2 separate regions of the Homo sapiens genome follow, and region 2 is linked to region 1. The links are chromatin loops, found by intact Hi-C in ENCODE. Cell type or tissue: natural killer cell. All regions are shown on one strand. Each heading gives the region's core, and the rest is flanking DNA. Links, peaks and the distances in the headings are about the cores only.

The links. Peaks named below come from ENCODE experiments on the same cell type or tissue, not always from the same donor. Only the 100,000 strongest peaks of a DNase experiment are listed, where the experiment ranks them.
Region 2: a loop joins it to region 1, with 5 times the contacts of the local background. A loop is called at or near these places in 35 of 110 quality-filtered maps.

Annotation. Positions count from the first base shown.
Region 1 is chr6:41,933,898-41,939,268 of GRCh38, forward strand. CCND3 (cyclin D3) reads right to left here. Exons shown (of 5, transcript NM_001760.5): 3 at 3,338-3,497; 4 at 2,662-2,798; 5 at 1,055-2,210. The coding sequence ends at 2,043. Among named protein-coding and RNA genes, the nearest start is that of CCND3, 5.2 kb to the right of the region's middle. RefSeq lists enhancers at 4,382-5,197, 5,198-5,371. In natural killer cell, for the core only: CTCF peaks have their summits at 2,618 (motif pointing left) and 2,819; DNase peaks (open chromatin) are centred at 2,504, 4,034 and 4,494; H3K4me3 peaks cover 1,518 bases; H3K27ac peaks cover 3,234 bases.
Region 2 is chr6:41,844,379-41,849,749 of GRCh38, forward strand. All of the region lies in intron 3 of USP49 (ubiquitin specific peptidase 49), which reads right to left. Among named protein-coding and RNA genes, the nearest start is that of USP49, 48 kb to the right of the region's middle. In natural killer cell, for the core only: CTCF peaks have their summits at 2,627 and 2,827; a DNase peak (open chromatin) is centred at 2,593.

The DNA of each region.
Region 1 (5,371 bases), core at 195-5,194:
AGTAGCTGGGACTACAGGTGCGTGCCACCACGCCTGGCTAATTTTTGTATTTTTAGTAGAGACGGGGTGGAGAAGGGGTTTCACCAGGTTGGCCAGGCTGGTCTCAAACTCCTGACCTCAGGTGATCCACCCGCCTCGGCCTCCCAAAGTGCTGGGATTACAGGCATGAGCCACTGCACCCAGCCCAAGTGCCCATTTTTGTGTGGCCCATGAGCTAAGAATGATTTTTCCATTTTTAAATGGGGAAAAAATTAAAACAGTATTTTGTGATAGGTAGGAATTACATGAAATTCCAGTTTCAGCATCCATAAATAGTTTTGTTGGAACAGCCATGCTCACCCATTTACATGTTTTCTGTGGCTGGTTTTGTGCTACAACAGCAGAGTTTAAGTATAATCCTGCTATAACCCTTGTTATTTGCTTTCGAAATTGCGCATTTGTTCCAACCCATTTAATATATTTGGGAACAGTTTGATCATAACGCAGACTTCATGTTTGCTTGTGTGTGATTTCATCCTCGAGAAATAGTAGGTGAATATGGGAAACTGTATCTAGCTGAACCAAGCCTAAGTAGTACACAAAACTCACACCTAAACATGTACCAGCTACCTCACTCATCTCCCCACCTGTGTTGAGCAACCCTTCCGACGTCCACTTCCAAAAGCAAAGTGCATGTCTTCAAGATAAAAGGCCATATTTATTGTGATATAATTTCTCAACCATTTGACATATGTAAAAACCAAGCTATCCTTTTTTTTTAAATGTGTCACTCATTTGAGTGTTGTGCTTCAAGCCCCATTTTTCCCATGAGACCTGTGGTCTTTATTGTGCAATTTTGCATGGCATAGTGATTTTTAGGAACGCATAGGTCACATTATAAAGCAGAACTGACTATATTTGGGTCAGAGACCATGTACCCCACAAAGCCTAAATATCCAGCCCTTTACAGAAAAGGCTCAATGATCCCTGCTTTAGACCATTGACTTCCACCTCCTTACCTCATACAGTGCAGAAATAGACTTACCCACACACCAATCCAAGAAGCCAAAGCCAGTTTTATTTCACAATCATCTTTATTACAGTAGGATGATGGTCCTGGGCCACCAGCCTAAACCTTGCAGCCTTAGGAAAGACCTGTGTCAACAGGGCTTGCCTCCCTCTCTAGACAGGGGCTCAGCCACCTCCAGGGCATCCCTGCTGCATTTTCCCTGCTGGAGGATGGGGCAGAGGGACAATGGGAGAGGAGGGCATGACCCCACCCCAGGCTATAGCAGCTCCTTGGCCACAAAGATCCTTTTGCCAGTAGCAGAAGGGAGGAAAACAGCAACCACCAGGGTTACCACCACTTGTGGGATGGCCAGGACCCCATTATGTCCTCTTAAAGTTGTGCTCAAAGCAATTAATAAATTAAAATGAGCCTTCAGCAGCAAAGCTGTCAATCACACAGGAGAAGCTGAGCAGAAAGCAAAGCAAAGAGGAATTTATAGCTTCTCTGGCTGAGGCCTAGGCCCCTCCCTCTAGGAGCAGCTGTCAGCACGGACTACATAGGGGCCTCCAAAGTACTGAGAGGAGCCATCTAGACTATTCCCCCTCATATGTGTCTATCATGCATTAAATTTTAGAGGGACCCCAATCCAAATGCAATAACCCTAGAAGGGACAACACCTTTAGAAGGCACTAGAGCATTTTGGCAGTTGAAAACATGAGAGCCCCCAGGGGTGGGGGGGGGCGTTCAAAAGGAATGCTGGTGTATGTATCCAATTCTGTCCCATCAGCCTGGCCCACCCCCAGCTAGAGTTGGGAAAGGCGCTGCTGGTCAGATGCAGGGAGGAGGAGCTTGACTAGCCACCGAAATGCAGACATGGCTGGCCGGGCCCCTTAGTGCACACTGCGGGGATGGGTAGGACCAGATCCCTTGGGCTTTGTGAAGGGGGAACAGACGCCCCTTCAGGCTTAGATGTGGTGTGGTTCCTGGAGGCAGGGAGGTGGGTGGCAGCGGCCCCTCCTCTGCTTAGTGGCCACTCCAGAGGGCCTCTCCAGGGCTACAGGTGTATGGCTGTGACATCTGTAGGAGTGCTGGTCTGGCTGGGCCCTTGGCTGCTGGAGCCCCGGGGGGCTTTGGGCGCTGGGCTGGAGCTGGTCTGAGAGGCTTCCCTGAGGCTCTCCCTGAGTGCAGCTTCGATCTGCTCCTGACAGGCCCGCAGGCAGTCCTGGGAACATGGGAGAAGAGTGAGGAGCAAACACTCCCCCCATAGCATCTGGCAGCAGGTGCAGGGGAAGGACAGCTCCCAACACATGGGGAAGTCTGGGGAGGTTAGGCCACAGCCCGGCCCCAGGAATCGCTCTTTAGTTCTCAGAAACTAGCAAGAGGATGTGGCAAGGGAGTGTGAGAGCAGCCCTGCATCTGACACCAAACCCCCCACCCCCACTCCAGCACACCACTTGGCAAGAAAAGAACCCCTAGGGCCAGTGCCCTTCACCCCACCCAAGATACTTGCTCTTCCCCAGACCAAGGCAGGAGATAAAAAGCCACAAAGCCCCAAGGTTGTGAAACCAGGACTTGGGACCAGGTTGGGGTTGGAGGTTTCCCTCTACTGGAGGCTCAGGGCATAGCACTACTTTATGAATGGAGAGGCTGCTGCCCAGCTACCCAGCACTCACCACTTCAGTGCCAGTGATCCCTGCCAGCAGCTCTGTGAGCTCATCCCCGGACATGGAGCAGGCACCCAGGCCTTGCACTGCAGCCCCAATGCTGCCCGTGGCGATCATGGATGGCGGGTACATGGCAAAGGTATAATCTTGGAGAGGAGGAAAGGGAACCATGAGAGAAGGAAACCTGAAGGATAACGGCCAGCATGGACTTCCGACTCCTTGGAAAGTGCCAGGCAGCATGAGTAGAGCAGAGGACATGCTGGAAAACTCCAGCAGTGGGTGGGGCAAGATATCAGCAAGGGAGGAAGACAGGAAAGAGTATCTTTCCTAGAGATCAGAACCAACTGCCAGTTTCCATAGGTCCCGGGAATAGACAAGACACTCCCTAGTATGGGAACACAACTAGGGCCAAGAGACTGGGGTTCTGTTCCCAACCTGTTCACTGTGAGACCTTGGGCAAGTCACTTCTCTCTATACCCTCAGTGTCCCCACTACAAACTGGAGGGGTCTGAGATCCCATATAGCTGATTATAACCTGCTTTTCTGCATTGAGACTGGGGGCTCAGAGGGGGTATAATTTTCACAAAGGAATTTTGACAGTATAAACCAGAATCTTCAGTTACCTCTCACCCTTATAAGTCTTCTGATTTTTCCAATTTGGCAAAAATGTGCATAGGGCTCTTACCTGTAGCACAGAGGGCCAAAAAGGTCTGGGCATGCTTTTTGACCAAGGCCTGTCGGTCACGGGGCAGAGAGAGCCGGTGCAGAATGAAGGCCAGGAAATCATGTGCAATCACAGCAGCCAGGTCCCACTTGAGCTTCCCTAGGACCAGCACCTCCCAGTCCTGAAAAAGCGGGGAAAGGGTGGGGTCAGTGGCTGGAGAAGTGAAGAGGAGGGAGCAAAGCAGAAGTCTCAAAGTCTCAGGCAGGGAAGCCCATCAAACTTTTAAAGCCCAAGACCCCAGTTCTGTTTCTGATTTTAAGGCCGGGCACCATGGAGTTCAAGGCAGGGAAGAGGAGGAGGCATGTGCTTTGAGCACTTACTGATCATTTACTAGGTGCCAGGACAACATGCTTTACATGGATTATCCCTTTTAATCCTGTCTGGTTATGTTTAAGGGGCCAATAATCCAGGCCTTCTCCTGACTTCATTCAGGGCTCTGAGGATTTCTCCAGCCAGGGCTGAAAGACGGAAGCAGCAGATACCACAGCATCACCATGAACTGGGCTCTCTTCTGGGATGAAGCAGAAAGACTCTCTCAACCCCAAGGATTTGTGAAAGGGGAGATCACCACTAGCTTCCCCTGCAACTCTGCATCCCAGCCAAGTCCACACTTCTTGAATCAACAGAAGGGAGTATGACTCCTCCAATGACAGCCACAGAGCCTTTTCTCAGGTTCCTCAAAGGGGAGATTGCCCAACCCAAGCCACATCCCCTTGGTAGGATATCAGGGATGGGTCCTGAGGTATAGCACCCCACCCCACCCCCTTTAGCTGGAACCCGTAGTGCCCCATGCCACTTGACTTTCAGGAGGATAGGTAGAGGCCAAGCCAGACAGGATGGCTCCAAATGATTCCAGAGGGATCAAGCCCTATCCTCACCTACCCAAGCCTACCTGCCAGTACTAGGTCTCGGGAGAAGGCTGGGAGCTCCACCCCAGTCCACTCGTCATGGGTTCCCAGACCTGGCCCCATTTCTGAGTTGCACACATGAGGATTTCTTCATTGTTTTATCTCAGGAAGGAACTTGTGGGTTTGACTCCTTATTGAGGCAGAAATGGCAACCCCACCCAACCTCTTCCAGGCCCCAGCCACAGCTGTCTCTCTCTTGGCCCCAGCTTAGGTGTCAGCCTCTCAAATCAACCCCTACCCTCACAGAGCCCCAGAGAAAATAGCCTGGCCTGGAGCCAGAAGTGAGACAGATAAATTACAACGCTACCCCTAGTGCATGTCCCAGGAGCCAACTCCTAACTCAGCAGTAAACAGAAGGGACTCAGCTTCTAAGGAAGCATCTGGAAGGCAACTGGGAGTGGGACTCTCCCTATGGGGAGGCAAGGGGTTGTGTTTGAGGGAAAGTGGCCACCTTTCCCCATATCCAGGCAACCAGAGAATCCCAGTGTTAACTGGTGGAGAACACACCCCTGGGAGTGCTTAGCTTCAGTAGGTGGCAGCGGCCATCACATTCCTGACTTTTAAGGCAACCTGGTCTAGCTAGAAGACCCAGGTTCTACACTCATCTGCTCAGTGCGATGCTGAGGCAGGACCTTGCCCTCCTTCCTTGGGCCTCAGCCTCCTCTGCTGCACACGGATTTGGACCAACTGGAGTTCTCAGAGGTCCCTTCCAACCTTGACCTTCTAGGAAGTCTTTTGGGCACTCCACCCCCAGCTCAGGCAGAGGGAAGAGTACTTTTTGCCTGTACTGAAAAACCCTCATACGTGGGCACACAAACCACCTCCATCTTTTCACAAAAAGGAAGTTCCCCTTCTACCTTCCAGCCCCAACCCCTCCAAAAACATCTTGCTCTCTGGCCCTGGAAACTAGCTCCACCTTCAGACTTGCCAAAAACTACCAGATTCATCACAAAGAGCTGTGGCGCCTCCTGGATTCCCAACTCTGGCCTCCTACTCCCATCTCTGAGCTACTTGGCAGGAAGAGGAATCCTGTTCCTCGACTCACAGCAGTCGGGGGCCCCAGTACCCTGGCTTCCCTGCCAGCCAA
Region 2 (5,371 bases), core at 71-5,070, 90 kb before region 1:
ACCATCTCAGCTCACTGCAACCTCTGCCTCCCAGGTTCAAGCGATTCTCTTCAGTCTCCCCAGTAGCTGGGATTACAGGCGTCCGCCACCATGCTCGGCTAGTTTTTTGTATTTTTAGTAGAGATGGGGTTTCACTCTGTTGGCCAGGCTGGTCTCAAACTCCTGACCTCATGATCCGCCTGTCTTGGCCTCCCAAAGTGCTGGAATTACAGGCGTGAGCCACCGCACCCGGCCAATGATGGTTTTGATCAATTTCATCAAAAGACTTGCGTTATCCATCATGGTATTCCAGAAGACCACAGTTATAAAGCTGGGTACACACAATTACCAACTACAGTGATATCCATTTATACATTTCATTTTTTGACCTATTTCTTTATGAATTATGGTTCATCTGCTCATAACCGCTGTATCTGTATAACTACTGTTAATATACGTGAGTGGGTTTATGCTTGCAAAAATATTACCTATTTTATTGCGTAAAGTAGCTTATGAAGATTTCTGGGGTTTTTTGTTTGTTTTGGTTTTGTTTTGTGTTTTGAGATGGAGTCTCACTCTGTCGCCCAAGCTGGAGTGCAATGGCACAATCTCGGCTCACTGCAACCTCTGCCTCCCAGGTTCAAGCGATTCTCCTGCCTCAGCCTCCTGAGTAGCTGGGATTACAGGCACACGCCACTACGCCCGGCTAATTTTTGTATTTTTAGTAGAGACGCTGTTTCACCATGTTGGTCAGGCTGGTCTCGAACTCCTGACCTCAAATGATCCACCCGCCTCAGCCTCCCAAAGTGCTGGGATAAGAGGTGTGAGCCACCGCGCACAGGCTTTCTGTTACGTTTTTACATGTTTCTCAAATAAATTCCTTTAAAAAATGTAAATAGGCCAGGTGTGGTGGCTCACCCATGTACTCCCAGCACTTTGGGAGGCCGAGGCAGGCAGATCACCTCAGGTCGCAGTTTGAGACCAGCCTGACAAACCCTGTCTCTACTAAAAATATAAAATTAGCCGGGTATGGTGGCGCACACCTGTGGCTACTCGGGAGGCTGAGGCAGGAGAATCGCTTGAACCCAGGAGGCGGAGGTTGTGGTAAGCTGAGATGGCGCCATTGCACTCCAGCCTGGGCAACAAGAGCAAAACTCCATCTCAAAAAAAAAAAGGTAAATAAGCTGGGCATGGTGGTATGTGCCTGTAGTCCCAGCTACTTGGGAGGCAGAGTCAGGAGGCTCATTTGAGCCCAGGAGTTTGGGGCTGTAGTGCATTATGATCACACCTGAGAATAGCCACTGCATTCCAGCCTGGGCAACACAGTGAGACCCTGTCTCTAAAAATAAAATAAACAAAAAGTAAGTAAATGTCCTTTAAATAATTTTTTAAATATTTTTTTTTTCCAGAACTACATTTTCAGGATTTTTATCTTTCAAGATTGTGATTTTGGGGATTTTAGACTTTAGGGGATTTTGATCTTTTGAGATTTTAACATGCAGGATTGTTTCTTTGGGGATTATGGCATAAACCCCTCACTTATTATAGTCTACCAAATATTGATAGTTTTAATTTATAAATCTTGTCTTCGCAGCCAAAAGGTAAGTTATTTCAGGGCAGCTACCATTTCCTCATATCTCCAATGCTTAATAAAATGCTTTAAAAATAAAAATCATGGCCAGGCACGGTGGCTCACACCTGTAATCCCAGCACTTTGGGAGGCCAAGGCAGGTGGATCACTTGAGGTCAGGAGGTCGAGAGCAGCTGGACCAACATGGTGAAACCCCTCCTTTACTAAAAATACAAAAATCATCCAGGCATGGTAGCCTGCACCTGTTAATCCCAGCTACTTGGGAGGCTGAGGCAGGAGAAGCACTTGAACCCGGGAGGTGGAGGTTGCAGTGAGCCAAGATCGCGCCACTGCACTCCAGCCTGGGTGACAGAGTGAGACTCTGTCTGAAAAAAATAATAAAAATAAAATGAAAATCATTAGAGGAGTGATATCAACAAGATGGTAGACTAGAAAGCAACAGATCCTTCCCCAACAGAGACACAGAGAAGTCAGGTACTGTGCATTTTTCACTATATTTCCAGAGCCAACAATATGGCCAAATAGATATTCAGATTATTTACTGAACAAATGAATGAGTGAGAGGCAGTGTGGAGGCCCTTCCTAGAGAGGAACAATATGAGCAAAGTCAAGAGAGCAAGAGTGTGTTTAGTGTGTTAACAACAATATATGGACCAGAATACCTTTGTGAGAGCTCTGAAGAAGAGCTGAGAAGCTACAGCACCAGGCCACTGTAAAACCAAAAGGAGATTACAGCAAAAGGGTTAGGAAATTTCAGTGTTTGGCATGTCCTTTCATGTCCTTCTTCCTATGTAGCATAGCACAGAGCAAGTTGGAGGAAACCCCCCCCATACTGGGTCTACTCCTTGGACAGAAACAAAAGAGTTGACCGTGTGTCCAACATTCTGGCTTGTCTGGGGCTTCCTGAGAGACTGATTTCTATCTCATATGACTCAGAATACTGACTGGACAGGTTCCAGAGTACAGAAGACACTGAAAACAGAGGAGAGCAGGATGTTAGCACTGAAGTTCCATAGGCAGACATCAGGGGGAGCAAGAGGTCAGAAAAAGGTTGAGAGATCCTGGAAACAACAACCAGGATAATTGGTAAAGGTCTTCCTCTGCAAAGTCACTAGACAAAGACTTGGACAGATGGTTGTTTGTTTTAAGTGCTTAAAGCCCAGCAAGAGATTATAAGGCATACAAATAAACAGGGCAATATGGCTGAATTAAAGGAATAAAATATAACTCCAGAAACAGGCCCTAAAGAAATGCAGATCTGTGAGCTGCCTGACAAAGAATTTAAAATAACTGTTATAGATGCTCAATGAGCTAGAACACAGATACAAAACTAAATGAAATGAAGAAAACAATCCATGACCAAAAAGATAAACAATGAAAAAGATCCAAACAGAAATTCTGGACCTTGAAAAATTCAATAACTGAACTGAAAAATTTATTAGAGGGGTTCAATAGCAGGTTTAATCAGGCAAAAGAAAGTAGAGTCAGCCGGGTGCAGTGGCTCACACCTGTAATCTAGCACTTTAGGAGGCCGAGGCAGGTGGATCACGAGGTCAAGAGGTTGAGACCATCCTGGCCAAAATGGTGAAACCCCGTTTCTACTAAAAATACAAAAATTAGCTGGGCATGGTGGTGAGCACCTGTAGTCCCAGCTACTCAGGAGGCTGAGGCAGGAGGATCACTTGAACCCAGGAGGCGGAGGTTGCAGTGAGCCAAGATCGTGCCACTACACTCCAGCCTGGCAACAGAGCGAGACTCTGTCTCAAAAAAAAAAAAGTAGAGTCACAGGAGCAAAAAGGAAACAGATTGGCAAAGAGCACATAAAGAACTTATAGGGCACGATCAGGACAACACATTCTGAAATGCACATTATGAAAACTCAGAAGAGGGAGAGACAAAGTGGCAGAGAGCTTCTTTGAAGAAATAACAGCTGCAAGCTTCCCAAATCTAAGGAGATAAATGGATATGCACATTAAAGAACCTCAAAGGACTTCAACAAGGATAAATCTAGAGAGGATCATAAAGACACATTATAATTAAATTATCTAAAGTCAAAGGCAGAGAACATATTCAAAGCAGCAAAAGAAAATCGATTCATCACATACAAGGGAGTTTCCATTCCCAGATTTACCAGCAGAAACTCCAAAGAAGTAGTTTTCTGTATGTGAATGAAGTTTTTAACAATTTAAAACAGAATGCTGTAACTTTAAAGATGATTTATGCAATCACAACAATAAACACAAATAAAGTATCTATAGAATATATATAATAGGAAATGAGAAGAGAATCAACATACATCGCTACAAAAAAAATCAACAAAACACGAAAAAGGCAGTAAAAAAGAAGGGACAAAAAAGCTACAAAATATACCAAAAACAATTAACAAAATGGCAATAGTAAATCCTTCCCTCCCTATTGGTAGCCTATGTTTTGTTTTAGATAGGCTCGCACGCTGTTACCCAGGCTACAGTGCAGTGGCACTATCATGGTTCAGTGCAGCCTCGACCTCCTGGGCTCAAGCAATCCTCCTGCCTCAGCCTCCTGGGTAGCTGGGACTATGGGTGCATGCCACAACATCTGGCTAATTAAAAATATATATATATTTTTTGGAGAAATAGGGTCTTCCCTGGCCGGGTGCAGTGGCTCACACCTGTAATCCCCGCACTTTGGGAGGCCAAGGCACACGGATCATAAGGTCAGGAGATTGACACCATCCTGGCTAACATGAAACCCCATCTCTACTAAAAATACAAAAAATTAGCCAGGTGCAGTGGCAGGCACCTGTAGTCCCAGCTACTTGGGAGGCTGAGGCAGGAGAATGGTGTGAACCCGGGAGGCAGAGCTTGCATTGAGCCAAGATCGCGCCACTGCACTCCAGCCTGGACAACACCAGTGAGACACCGTCTAAAAAAAAAAAAAAAATGAGAGAGAGAGAAATGGGTTCTTCCCTATGTTGCCCAGGCTGGTTTCTAACTCCTGGCCTCAAGTGATCTTCTTGTCTTGGCCTGCCAAAGTGTTGGAATTACAGGCAGGAGCCACCATGCTGGGCCAGTAATTAACTTTAAATGTAAAGTCATATATTGACTGGAGTTAAAAAAGGATCCAACTATATGCTGTCTACAAGAGACTCACTTTAGCTCTAAGGACACATAGATTGAAAAGTCTGGAAAAAGATATTCCATGCAAATGGTAACCAGAAGAGAGCAGGAGTGGCTATATTAATGTCAGACAAAATAGATTTTAAATAAAAAACTCTCATAAAAGATAAAAAATGACATGATAAAAGGGTAAACCAGGAAGATATACAATAATAAATATTTATGCTCCAAACATCAGAGCTTCTAAATATATGAAATAAACTTAGACAGAATTGAAGGGTAAAAGAGCAACACAATTACAGTAGAGAACTTCAAAACTCCACTTTCAATAATGGACAGAACAACCAGACAGAAGATCAACATGGAAAGAGAGGACCTGAACAACATTATACACCAAATGGACCTAATAGACATATATAGAGAACTCTACCTAACAACAGCAGAATATACATTCTTCTCAAGTGCACATGGAACATCTCTAGGAAAGACCAATGTTAGGCCACAAAACAAATCTTAACAAATTCAAGAAGACTAAAATCACACAAAGTATCTTTTCTTTTCTTTCTTTTTTTTTTTTTTGGAGACTGAGTGTTGCTCTGTTGCCAGGCTGGAGTGCAGTGGCATGATCTCAGCTCACTGCAACCTCTGCCTCCCGGGTTCAAGTGATTCCCCTGCCTCAGCCTCCCAAGTAGCTGGGATTACA